Regions from separate parts of the Homo sapiens genome. Here region 2 is linked to region 1. Evidence: chromatin loops called from intact Hi-C (ENCODE). Cell type or tissue: ovary. All regions are shown on one strand. Links, peaks and the distances in the headings refer to the core of each region. The heading gives the core; the rest is flanking DNA.

Region 1 (5,377 bases), core at 183-5,182:
AGTTTTCCTTAAGGAAAATTTGTTAGATTTGCACTACTGAGGAACGGTGTACAAATTTGTATCTGAAGATATTTATCCAGCAGCACCGAATATATACACATGAATTCGAAATACTTAAGAACTGGTTTATTTATTTATCTTGTAAAGTAGTGTTTATTTTAATCTGACCATGCAACAAATCAGCTATGTGTGGAGGACTTCAGAGCCCTGGCAGAGACCTCTCCAGAATCCCTGCTCAGTGTCTCCACTTGCTTTAGTGTAAGCATTTTAAATATTACATGTCCCACATAGCTTTTGATGTTATGCTCTTACCCTGAAACCTGTGTCTCAGTTACTCACCAAATAACACTCCTGTGCACCCAGTTGTCCAAACCAGAAATGTGGAACTCATTTCTGATTCTTTTTTCTTTGCCACACATACACAAATCATCAGCAAGATTTCTCTATATTGTTTCCAAAGTACATCTTGTATTTGTTCACTTCTGCGTATCTCTACTGCCACCATACTAGTTTGGAGCCCTGCCATCCTTTGCTGCCCCTTAACTGGTCTTCCTGCTTCCTCTGTTAAGTATCTCTAGTCCCCTAGTTCTCCACAGAGCAACATGAATCATCTTAAAATGCACTGTGTCAGGCCTTATTTAAAAATCTTTAATGGCCTCCATTACATTTAGGATTAAGTTCAAGATCTTCCTCTTAATCTACAGTTCCAAAAGAGCTGGCTTTTGAATACCTGTACAACCTCATTTTACACCCCTCATTATCCTCTAGCCACTCTGATGTCTTTTCTGTTTTTTTTCCTTTATTATCTTTGTATATTGCTGTTTTGTTCTTTTTATTTTTTTATGTTTTGAGATGGAGTCTCGCTCTGTTGCTCAGGCTGGAGTTAAGTGGTGCGATCTCGGCTCACTGCAACCTCTGCCTCCTGGGTTCAAGCGATTCCCCCACCTCAGCCTCCCGAGTAGTAGCTGGGATTACAGGTATGCACTACCATGCCTGGCTAATTTATGTATATTTAGTAGAGACGGGGTTTCACCATGTTGGCCAGGCTGGTCTCAAGCTCCTGACCTCGAGTGATCCTCCGCCTCAGCCTCCCAAAGTGCTGGGATTACAGGCGTGAGTCACCACGCCCTGCCTGTTTTGTCTTTTTGAAATGTTCTTCCCTTCTTCTTCCCCAGGCTGGCTTTTTCAAAATTTAGTCTTAGTTTCTCTTCCTCAGAGATCCCTGACTATTCTGTATCTACCATACAAACATAACCATCCTCATTTCGGCATCCTGGGTTTTTTGTTTGTTTGTTTGTTTAAAGCATTTACCATAATCTTTAAAGGTTTATTGAATGTCTCTTCCCAGCTGGACTGAAACTCTGAAGACATATTAAATAAATAAGTTATGGCAGGGGCCATTTCAATTTGATTTACAATGAACCATGAAGTTGACCTAGCATTGGGTCTTATATTAAAAGTAATTGCGAAAACCACTATTACTTTTGACCAACCTAATAAGATAGTAGGTACTCAAATATTTGCTGAAACAATAGCTGAATAATCATTTATCGAGAGACTTCTGTGTATTAAGCTTTGTGCTAGGCCTTGAGATCATAATAGTGAAAAAGACAGATTTCCATCCAATCTGCTCAAATAACCCAGACTGTTACAGATTTACTGTAGACCAGAGATTCTCAAGCTTTTTGGTCTCAAAACCCATTTACACTCATGAAAATGAGGACCCTAAAGAACTTTTGCTTATGTGGCTTATACCTATCAATATGTATAGTTTTAGGTATTTTAAAAACTAGAAATATGGCCGGGTGTGGTGGCTCATGCCGGTAATCCCAGCACTTTGGGAGGCTGAGGTGGGCGGATAACTAGGTCAGGAGTTCGAGACCAGCCTGGCCAACATGGTGGAACCCCATCAGGATGAAATTTGGATGGGGACACAGAGCCAAACCACATCATTCCTCCCCTGGCCCCTCCCAAATCTCATGTTTTCACATTTTAAAACCAATCATGCCATCCAAACAGTCCCCTAAAGTCTTCACTCATATCAGGATTAACTCAGAAGTCCACAGTCCAAAGTCTCATGGGGTTCCAACATGGTGGAACCCCACCATGCCATCTCCAGCACGCGCCTGTAATCCCAGCTACTCAGGAGGCTGAGGCAGGAGAATTGCTTAACCGGGATCCGGGAGGCAGAGGTTGCAGTGAGCCGAGATCATGCTACTACACTCCAGCCTGTGCTACAGAGTGAGACTCTGTCTCAAAAACAAACAAACAAACAAACACCTAGAAATAAAGTCAGAGGATTTCAGTACCTGTATTAGTCCAATTTCACACTGCTGATAAAGACATACCCAAGACTGGGAAGAAAAAGAGGTTTAACGGACTTACTGTTCCACATGGCTGGGGGGCCTCACAGTCATGGCAGAAGGCAAGGAGGAGCAAGTCAAGTCTTACATGGATGGCACCAAAGAAAGAGAGCTTGTGCAAGGAAACTACCATTTTCAAAACCATCAGATCTCATGAGACTTATACACCATCATGAGAACAGCACAGGAAAGACCCACCCCCATGATTCAGCTATCTCCCACTGAGTCCCTCCCACAGCACGTGGGAATTATGGGAGCCACAGGATGAAATTTGGATGGGGACACAGAGCCAAACCACATCATTCCTCCCCTGGCCCCTCCCAAATCTCATGTTTTCACATTTTAAAACCAATCATGCCATCCAAACAGTCCCCTAAAGTCTTCACTCATATCAGGATTAACTCAGAAGTCCACAGTCCAAAGTCTCATATGAGACAAGGCAAGTCCCTTCTGCCTATGAGCCTGTAAAATCAAAAGCAAGCTAGTTACTTCCTAGACACAATGGGGGTACAGGTATTGGGTAAATATAGCTGTTCCAAATGGGAGAAATGGCCAAAACAAAGGGGCTACAGGGCCCATGCAAGTCCAAAATCCAGCTGGGCAATCAAATCTTAAAGTTCCAAAATGATCTTCTTTGGCTCCATGTCTCACATCCAGGTCATGCTGATGTAAGAGGTGGGTTCCCATGGTCTTGGGCAGCTCTGCCCCTGTGGCTTTGCCAGGGTACATCCTCCCTCCAGGCTGCTTTCATGGGCTGGCATTGAGTGTCTGCAGCTTTGCCAGGTGCCCAGTGCAAGCTGTAGGTGGATCTACCATTCTAGGGTCTGGAGGATGGTGGCCCTCTTCTCACAGCTCCACTAGGCAGTGCCCCAGTAGGGACTCTGTTTGGGGGCTCTGACCCCACATTTCCCATCTGCACTGCCCTAGCAGAGGTTCTCCATGAGAGCCCTACCCCTGCAGCAGACTTCTGCCTGGACATTCAGGTGTTTCCGTACATCCTCTGAAATCTAGGTGGAGGTTCCCAAACCTCAATTCTTGACTTCTGTGCACCCGCAGGCTCAACACTACGTGGAAGCTGCCAAGGCTTGGGACTTGTACTCTCTGAAGCCATGGGCCAAGCTGTGTCTTGGCCCTTTTTAGTCATGGCTAGAGCAGCTGGGATGCAGGACACCAAGTGCCTAGGCTGCACACAGCACGGGGACCCTGGGCGCAGCCCCCAAAACCATTTTTTCTTCCTATGCCTCCAGGCCTGTGATGGGAGGGGCTGCTGTGAAGACCTCTGATATGCCCTGGAGACATTTTCCCCATTGTCTTGAGGATTAAAATTTGGCTCCTCCTTACTTATGCACATTTCTGCAGCAGGCTTGAATTTCTCCTCAGAAAATGGGATTTTCTTTTCTATCGCATTGTCAGGCTGCAAATTTTTCGAACTTTTATCCAGGAGCTGGTTTTTTGAAAAGATCAACAAAACTGATAGACCGCTAGCAAGACTAATAAAGAAGAAAAGAGAGAAGAATCAAATAGATGCAATAAAAAATGATAAAGGGGATATCACCACCGATCCCAAAGAAATACAAACTACCATCAGAGAATACTATAAACACCTCTACGTAAATAAACTAGAAAATCTAGAAGAAATGGATAAATTCCTCAACACATACACCCTCCCAAGATTAAACCAGGAAGAAGTTGAATCTCTGAATAGACCAATAACAGGCTCTGAAATTGAGGCAATAATTAATAGCTTACCAACCAAAAAAAGTCCAGGACCAGACAGATTCACAGCCGAATTCTACCAGAGGTACAAGGAGGAGCTGGTACCATTCCTTCTGAAACTATTCCAATCAATAGAAAAAGAGGGAATCCTCCCTAACTCATTTTATGAGGCCAGCATCATCCTGATACCAAAGCCTGGCAGAGACACAACAAAAAAAGAGAATTTTAGACCAATATCCCTGATGAACATTGATGCAAAAATCCTTAATAAAATACTAGCAAACCGAATCCAGCAGCACATCAAGAAGCTTATCCACCATGATCAAGTGTGCTTCATCCCTGGGATGCAAGGCTGGTTCAACATATGCAAATCAGTAAACATAATCCAGCATATAAACAGAACCAACAACAAAAACCATATGATTATCTCAATAGATGCAGAAAAGGCCTTTGATAAAATTCAACAACCTTCATGCTAAAAAGCTCTCAATAAATTAGGTATTGATGGGACGTATCTCAAAATAATAAGAGCTATCTATGACAAACCCACAGCCAATATCATACTGAATGGGCAAAAACTGGAAGCATTCCCTGTGCTCTGCTTCCCTTATAAAACTGAATGCCTTTAACAGCACCCAAGTCACCTCTTGAATGCTTTGCTGCTTAGAAAATTCTTCCGCCAGATGCCCTAAATCATCTCTTTCAAGTTCAAAGTTCTACAGGTCTCTGGGGCAGGGACAAAATTCTGCCAGTCTCTTTGCTAAAACATAAGAAGAGTCACTTTTGCTCCAGTTGCCAACATGTTCCTCATCTCCATCTGAGACCACCTCAGCCTGGACCTTATTGTTCATATCACTTACCAGCATTTTTTTCAAAGCCATTCAACAAGTCTCTAGGAAGTTCCAAACTTTCCCACATTTTCCTGTCTTCTTCTGATCCCTCCAAACTATTCCAACCTCTGCCTGTTAACCTAGTTCCAAAGTTGCTTTCACATCTTTGGGTATCTCTTCAGCGCCCCACTCTAGTGGTACAATTTATTGTATTAGTCTGTTTTCAAGCTGCTGATAAAGACATACCCAAGACTGGGAAGAAAAAGAGGTTTAATGGACTTACAGTTCCACATGGCTGGGGAGGCCTCACAATCATGTCAGAAGGCAAGGAGGAACAAGTCAAGTCTTATGTGGATGGTGGCAGGCAAAGAGAACTTGTGCAGAGAAACTACCATTTTCAAAACCATCAGATCTTGTGAGACTTATTTACCATCATGAGAACAGCATGGGAAAGACCTGCCCCCAAGA
Region 2 (5,377 bases), core at 114-5,113, 63 kb before region 1:
GACAGAGTCCTTCAGAAACGTCTGTATTTAAAGGTCAGGTTTTGAGAAGGAACCCACTCAGTTCAGTGAATGAGAAGACCCAGGAGGTGCAGAATCACCAGGAGGACTCGGGGAAGAAAGCTGTGCAGAGGGTTTTGTGGTTGTTTTAAACAATGGGGGTGCAGGGGAGGCTTTCCAAGGTGAGGAGTTGGACAGGATGAAGACAGTGAAGTTGTGTCACAGTACTGACTCCGTGTTAGAGAAAAGCTTGCTTGCTTGCTTGCATAGAATCCTTGCTTTGCTCGAGTTTGTAGCTTCTTTATTAAAAACAGCCTCCGGAGAACAAGGCCTTCAACAGAGATAAAAGAGAGAGCAGCTGACCAGCCACCCTGGGAATGTGCTGACCGCCCTGATAAGAACAGCTTGAGCATTCCTGCAGAAGGCCAGGGACATTGACCAAGGAAGCCGCGATTAACTGTCCGCCTGAGCCCGTGCACGTTTCCCAAAAGCACTTTGACCATCATTTAAGCTCCCCTAATTTCCCTGATCCGGAGGCACACGTGGAGAGGTGGTCTTGGAACACGCCTCCACTGTTCACCGCCTCCCCAGGGGTGCCACTTCTGGAATAAAACCAACTTTCCTTTTCACCCAGAGCATGTCACCTTCCAAGGTGGACGTCCCTGTCAAGGTAGCTGCTCTTCTTCTCCTTCTTCTTCTTCGTCTTCCTTCTTCTTCTTCTCCTTCTCCATCTCCTTCTCCCTCTCCCTCTCCCTCTTCCTCTTCTTCTTCTTTCTCCTCCTCCTCCTCCTCCTTTTCTTCTTCTTCTTTTTTTGAGACAGAGTTTCACTCTTGTTGCCTAGGCTGGAGTGCAATCTCAGCTCATTGCAACCTCCGCATCCTGGATTCAAGCGATTCTCCTGTCTCAGCCTCCTGAGTAGCTGGGATTACAGGTGCCTGCCACCACAACCAGCTAATTATTGTATTTTTAATAGAGACAGGGTTTCACCATGTCGGCCAGGCTAGTCTCAATCTCCTGACCTCAGGTGATCTGCTCGCCTCCGCCTCCCAAAGTGTTGAGATTACAGGTGTGAGCCACTGTGCCCAGCCCACAAAACATCTTTAACAGTTGCTTTGGGGTGGCTGTGGAACAGGAGGGGCACACGGTGGTCTCCAGAGAGCTGTTGACACAGTACAACAAAAAGTTTGAATAAAAAAGTTTGAATAAAAAAGACTGCTAATTTTCTTGGGGGATTTTCTCCATCACTTTGTTTGGAATTTGTCTGGTGCAATTCATAGAGGGGCCCACCGTGCACACAGGGGGAGTTTCCCACGTTCTTCCTGCTTTTCTAACACTGATGTTCCAAGATATTTCAATGGTCATGATAAGCGAAAAGTTCAAGGGAATGTGTACTAAGATAAGTAAACACATACTGAGATAACATCCTCAAACATTTTTTCTCAAATAAGAAAGTAGAGGTTCTAAACAGGAAAACAGAACTGGAATTATCAAGTTACTGGACAGTTATAATTATCAGACTTTAAGAATGAATAATCAAGTTTCAACCAATTTCAGGGTATTAGTTGTCTTTTCTGTGTCCACCCATCTGAAAAACCAGAGAACAACACGAAACGTCTCCGTATTAAAGACAAAAACAAAATTCTGTTCTGAAAGTTCTTAGCCTTTGCAACCAAAATCAGAAGAAAAAGAAAGCGATCACATTTTTTAATGGAACACATGAAAGTGTATAAGTGAGCCTGAGAACCATCTAAGGTAGCCCAGGTCTAAGTAAACACAAACACAGATTTCTGTTTTTTTAAAAAAAGAAAATATAAAGTTGTCACAACATTAACTTCACAGAGAAAAAAAGAAAAGGAAAAAAAATTTCCTTGCAAACAGTTGGTGTGCAAACAGATGGTGTATTCAAGTCTGTTTACTGCTGGGCAAGGGAGGGATTCCGTATGCCAAACACGTAGTGCTGTGTATGGAAGACACCATTCATTTGCCCAACTTCACTGCGATGCATACGGTGCTGAAATCAAAGCTTGCTTTTACCTTGGGGCAAAATTCTCCAGCAGGGGGATAAGCTGATTCAACATCTGTCAGCTGGACTTTTAAAAAATTCAAATATGTGGGTTCAGTGCTCATCCATTTCTTTCTAAACAACTTGAATTCAAATTCAGTCTCCATTCCTTATAAGCCACGGGAATTTCTTTATCTTACCGTGAAATATGTCAGGCATGGAGAAGATCGTATATATAAATATACATCGGAATGCATTAAAGATAATCATAAAACCAACAACCACACATGTAACTTTTAGACATTACCAACGCTAAATAAATTCCCTGAAAATCAGTTCTTCAAATGACTGGCTTATTTTATTTATTTATTTATTTACTTTTGTGGATGGTTAATTCCCTGAATGGCCAAATTTGCCCAATTCACCGGATGCAGCTAGTTAACAGCGACAGAAGCATGTTTCCTTTAACTCCTTGTGACAGCTACAGCGATCCCAATTGTAAGGGAGTTCCTGGAAACTTCTGTGCTGTTTAAATGATCTGACTTGAAGTTTTCGTTTCATTTTTTTGGCAGATTTTAGTTTAGCTTTACATTGGCTGTAGCTGCTTCATTGTAGCCAAACTGAAGTTCAGTGTGTTCTGAGGATTTTTATATTTAAAATGAGAATTTCGGGATGCTTCCACCAAGCGTAATACAAAAGGTAGAACAGGTTTCTATTATCCAACTCATTTTCACTCCTGTCTTTTGAAATTCTCTTAACAGATATGTTACCCAGTGTGATCACACAAATGTTTTCAACATGGGTAAGACATCTGAGAAATGCTCAGTGCCTATAATGAGAATTACACCTAAATCTGATGCGTCTTTGAGCCTGATTTGCAAATCAGCTACAGAGCTGAGATAAATCTGCCAAAGTGAAACAAAATCTACAGTGAAACCAAATTTAATTTCAGCTGAAATGAAACTAAAACATCAAAGCTGGCTGGGTGCAGTGACTCACACCTGTAATCCCAGCACTTTGGGAAGCTGAGGCAGGAGGATTGCTTGAGCCCAGGAGTTCAAGATCAGTCTGGGCAACATGGAGAAACCCCATCTCTACAAAAAATTGCTGGGCGTGGTGGTGTGCAACTGTGATCCCAGCTACTGGGGAGGCTGAGGTGGAAGGATTGCTTGAGCCCAGGAGGTGGAGGCTGCAGGAGCCATGATCGTACCACTGCACTCCAGCCTGAGGAACAGAGCAAGACTCTGTCTTGGAAAAAAGAAAGAGAGAAAGACAGAAAGAGGGGAAGGGAGGGAAAGGAAGGAAGGAATGGAGGAAAAGGAAGGAAGGAAGGGAAAGGAAAGGAAGGAAGGAAGGAAGGAAGGAAGGGAAAGGAAGGAAGGAAGGGAAAGAAAGGAAGGAAGGAAGGGAAAGGAAGGAAGGAAGGGAGGGAGAGAGGGAGGAAGAAAGGAAAGGAAAAGAAAAGAAAGAGAAGAGTTACCCTTGAAGTCCATTAACACCATCCCATGGTGGCATGATTTTGTGTAATGTTTACAAATATTTAGTAGAAATTCATTTACAGTGGATCCATAATTTGGCAAATTGTCCATTTGGCAAATCCTCTTTCCAACTCCTCCCCCTGAACAGCGCATCCCATCACTTGTGGCTCATCGGAAAGTCAGTTTGTCATCTTCTCTTGCTGGCATCAACCGATCTATTTCCTTCTCTGCATGAGATCTTCCCATCAACATTCCCACATACTGTGTTGTCTTCCATCTTAAAAAAACAAATGCTTTTTAGATCTTAAGTTCCTCCCTAGCCACTGCCCCTTCATAGGCAAAACACATCCAAGGCATCTCTCTGCTCCTTCCCCTCAACTCTCTCCCCTCCCTCTCTCCCGAGCCCATGGGTATCTGGCTTCCATTCCCAACCCACACTGACCTACTCTTGTCAAGTTCCCCAGGATTCTCCACTTTGCCAGAAACAATCCAGTCCTTAGTCTTCATCAGATCCAATTGTTGACCACACATGACAACTTAGACCTCGTCCTCTCTGCTAAAATCTTTCCTCGTTTGGTTTGCACATCCCAAACTCTCTGGGTTTTCCTTCCATGTCAGTGAGCATTTTCTCACTTCTACCCACACTCACTCCGTCCAGCCCATGCCAATTCCTAGCTGTACTAGGTGGAACGGGGTCCCCCGAAATTCATGTCCACTCAGAACAGAATGTGGCCTCATTTGGAAATCGAATTTTTGCAGATATCATTATTTTAGATGAGGTCACAGCAGATGAGGGAAGGTCCCACATCCAATAACTCGTGTCCCAATAAGAAGAGAAGAGGACACGCAGAGATGCAGGGAGGAGCATGCCTTGTGATGTTAGAGGCAGAGCTTGGAGCCCTGTGGCTGCAAACCAAGGGACACTGAGGATCAGGGGCAACCAGATCCAGAAACCAGACGTCACAACATTGAAGAAGATCCAAGGGTCTCATCGTGCTGGGAACAAGATCCAGACGGCTCCCTTGTGCCTGCGAGGTCCCATGAGGTCCCATGAGATCCATTGCTCTTCTTCAGCCTACTCTTACCTTCTCCCATCTCCCCTTTGTTCACTCCATTCCCACCACACCAAGCTTCCCTCCATTCCCTGAGCATGTTCTGTGCCTCTGCAGGGAGACTGTGCCCTTCCGGTTCCCTCTGCAGTTCCCCCAGAATCTTGCTGTGGTAGAATGAGTACATCCTTCGGGTCTTGGGGCAGTTGTCCCCTGCTTGGAGGAGCCTTCCTGACTACATCAGCTGACCACATCAGCCGCCTCTGCACTACTCCCCACTCCCTCCACCTGCTCTACTCTTTCCACCACCCAACAAATTACATTAGGTCACTCTATTGTATTTATTTATTTATTTTTGAGATGGTGTCTCACTCTGTCTCCCAGGCTGGAGTGCAGTGGCCTGATCTTGGCTCACTGCAACCTCCGCCTCCCAGGTTCAATCAATTCTTCTGCCTCAGCCTACTGCGTAGCTGGCACTACAGGTGCACGCCACCATGCCTGGCTAATTTTTGTGTTTTTAGTAGAGACAGGGTTTCACCATGTTGGCCAGGATGGTCTCGATCTCTTGACCTCATGATCTGCCTGCCTCGGCCTCCCAAAGTGCTGGGATTACAGGCGTGAGCCACCATGCCTGGCCAGGTCACTGTATTATTCTAAACCATATTACACATTACTGCATTGCATAACACATGACCGTATCATATCATCATGTCACATATTAGATGATATTACATTCTGTTCTGTTTTATGGCATATTTTTCTTTAACATTTTATTTTTAAATTGACAAACAAAAATTAGATGTACTTATTGTGTATGTGTTTTGTAAAATCTGTACATTGTGAAGTGGCT

What was found. Hi-C counts contacts between places; a loop is a spot of excess contacts. Peaks named below come from ENCODE experiments on the same cell type or tissue, not always from the same donor. Only the 100,000 strongest peaks of a DNase experiment are listed, where the experiment ranks them.
Region 2: it touches region 1 in a loop (2.1-fold over the local background); 2 of 110 quality-filtered maps call a loop at or near these places.

What each region holds. Positions count from the first base shown.
Region 1 is chr19:56,851,885-56,857,261 of GRCh38, reverse strand. No RefSeq gene overlaps it. Among named protein-coding and RNA genes, the nearest start is that of MIMT1, 14 kb to the right of the region's middle. In ovary, for the core only: no CTCF peak of the experiment used is centred there; no DNase peak of the experiment used is centred there.
Region 2 is chr19:56,914,830-56,920,206 of GRCh38, reverse strand. No RefSeq gene overlaps it. Among named protein-coding and RNA genes, the nearest start is that of MIMT1, 77 kb to the right of the region's middle. In ovary, for the core only: a CTCF peak has its summit at 2,040; a DNase peak (open chromatin) is centred at 383; H3K4me3 peaks cover 871 bases; H3K27ac peaks cover 3,139 bases.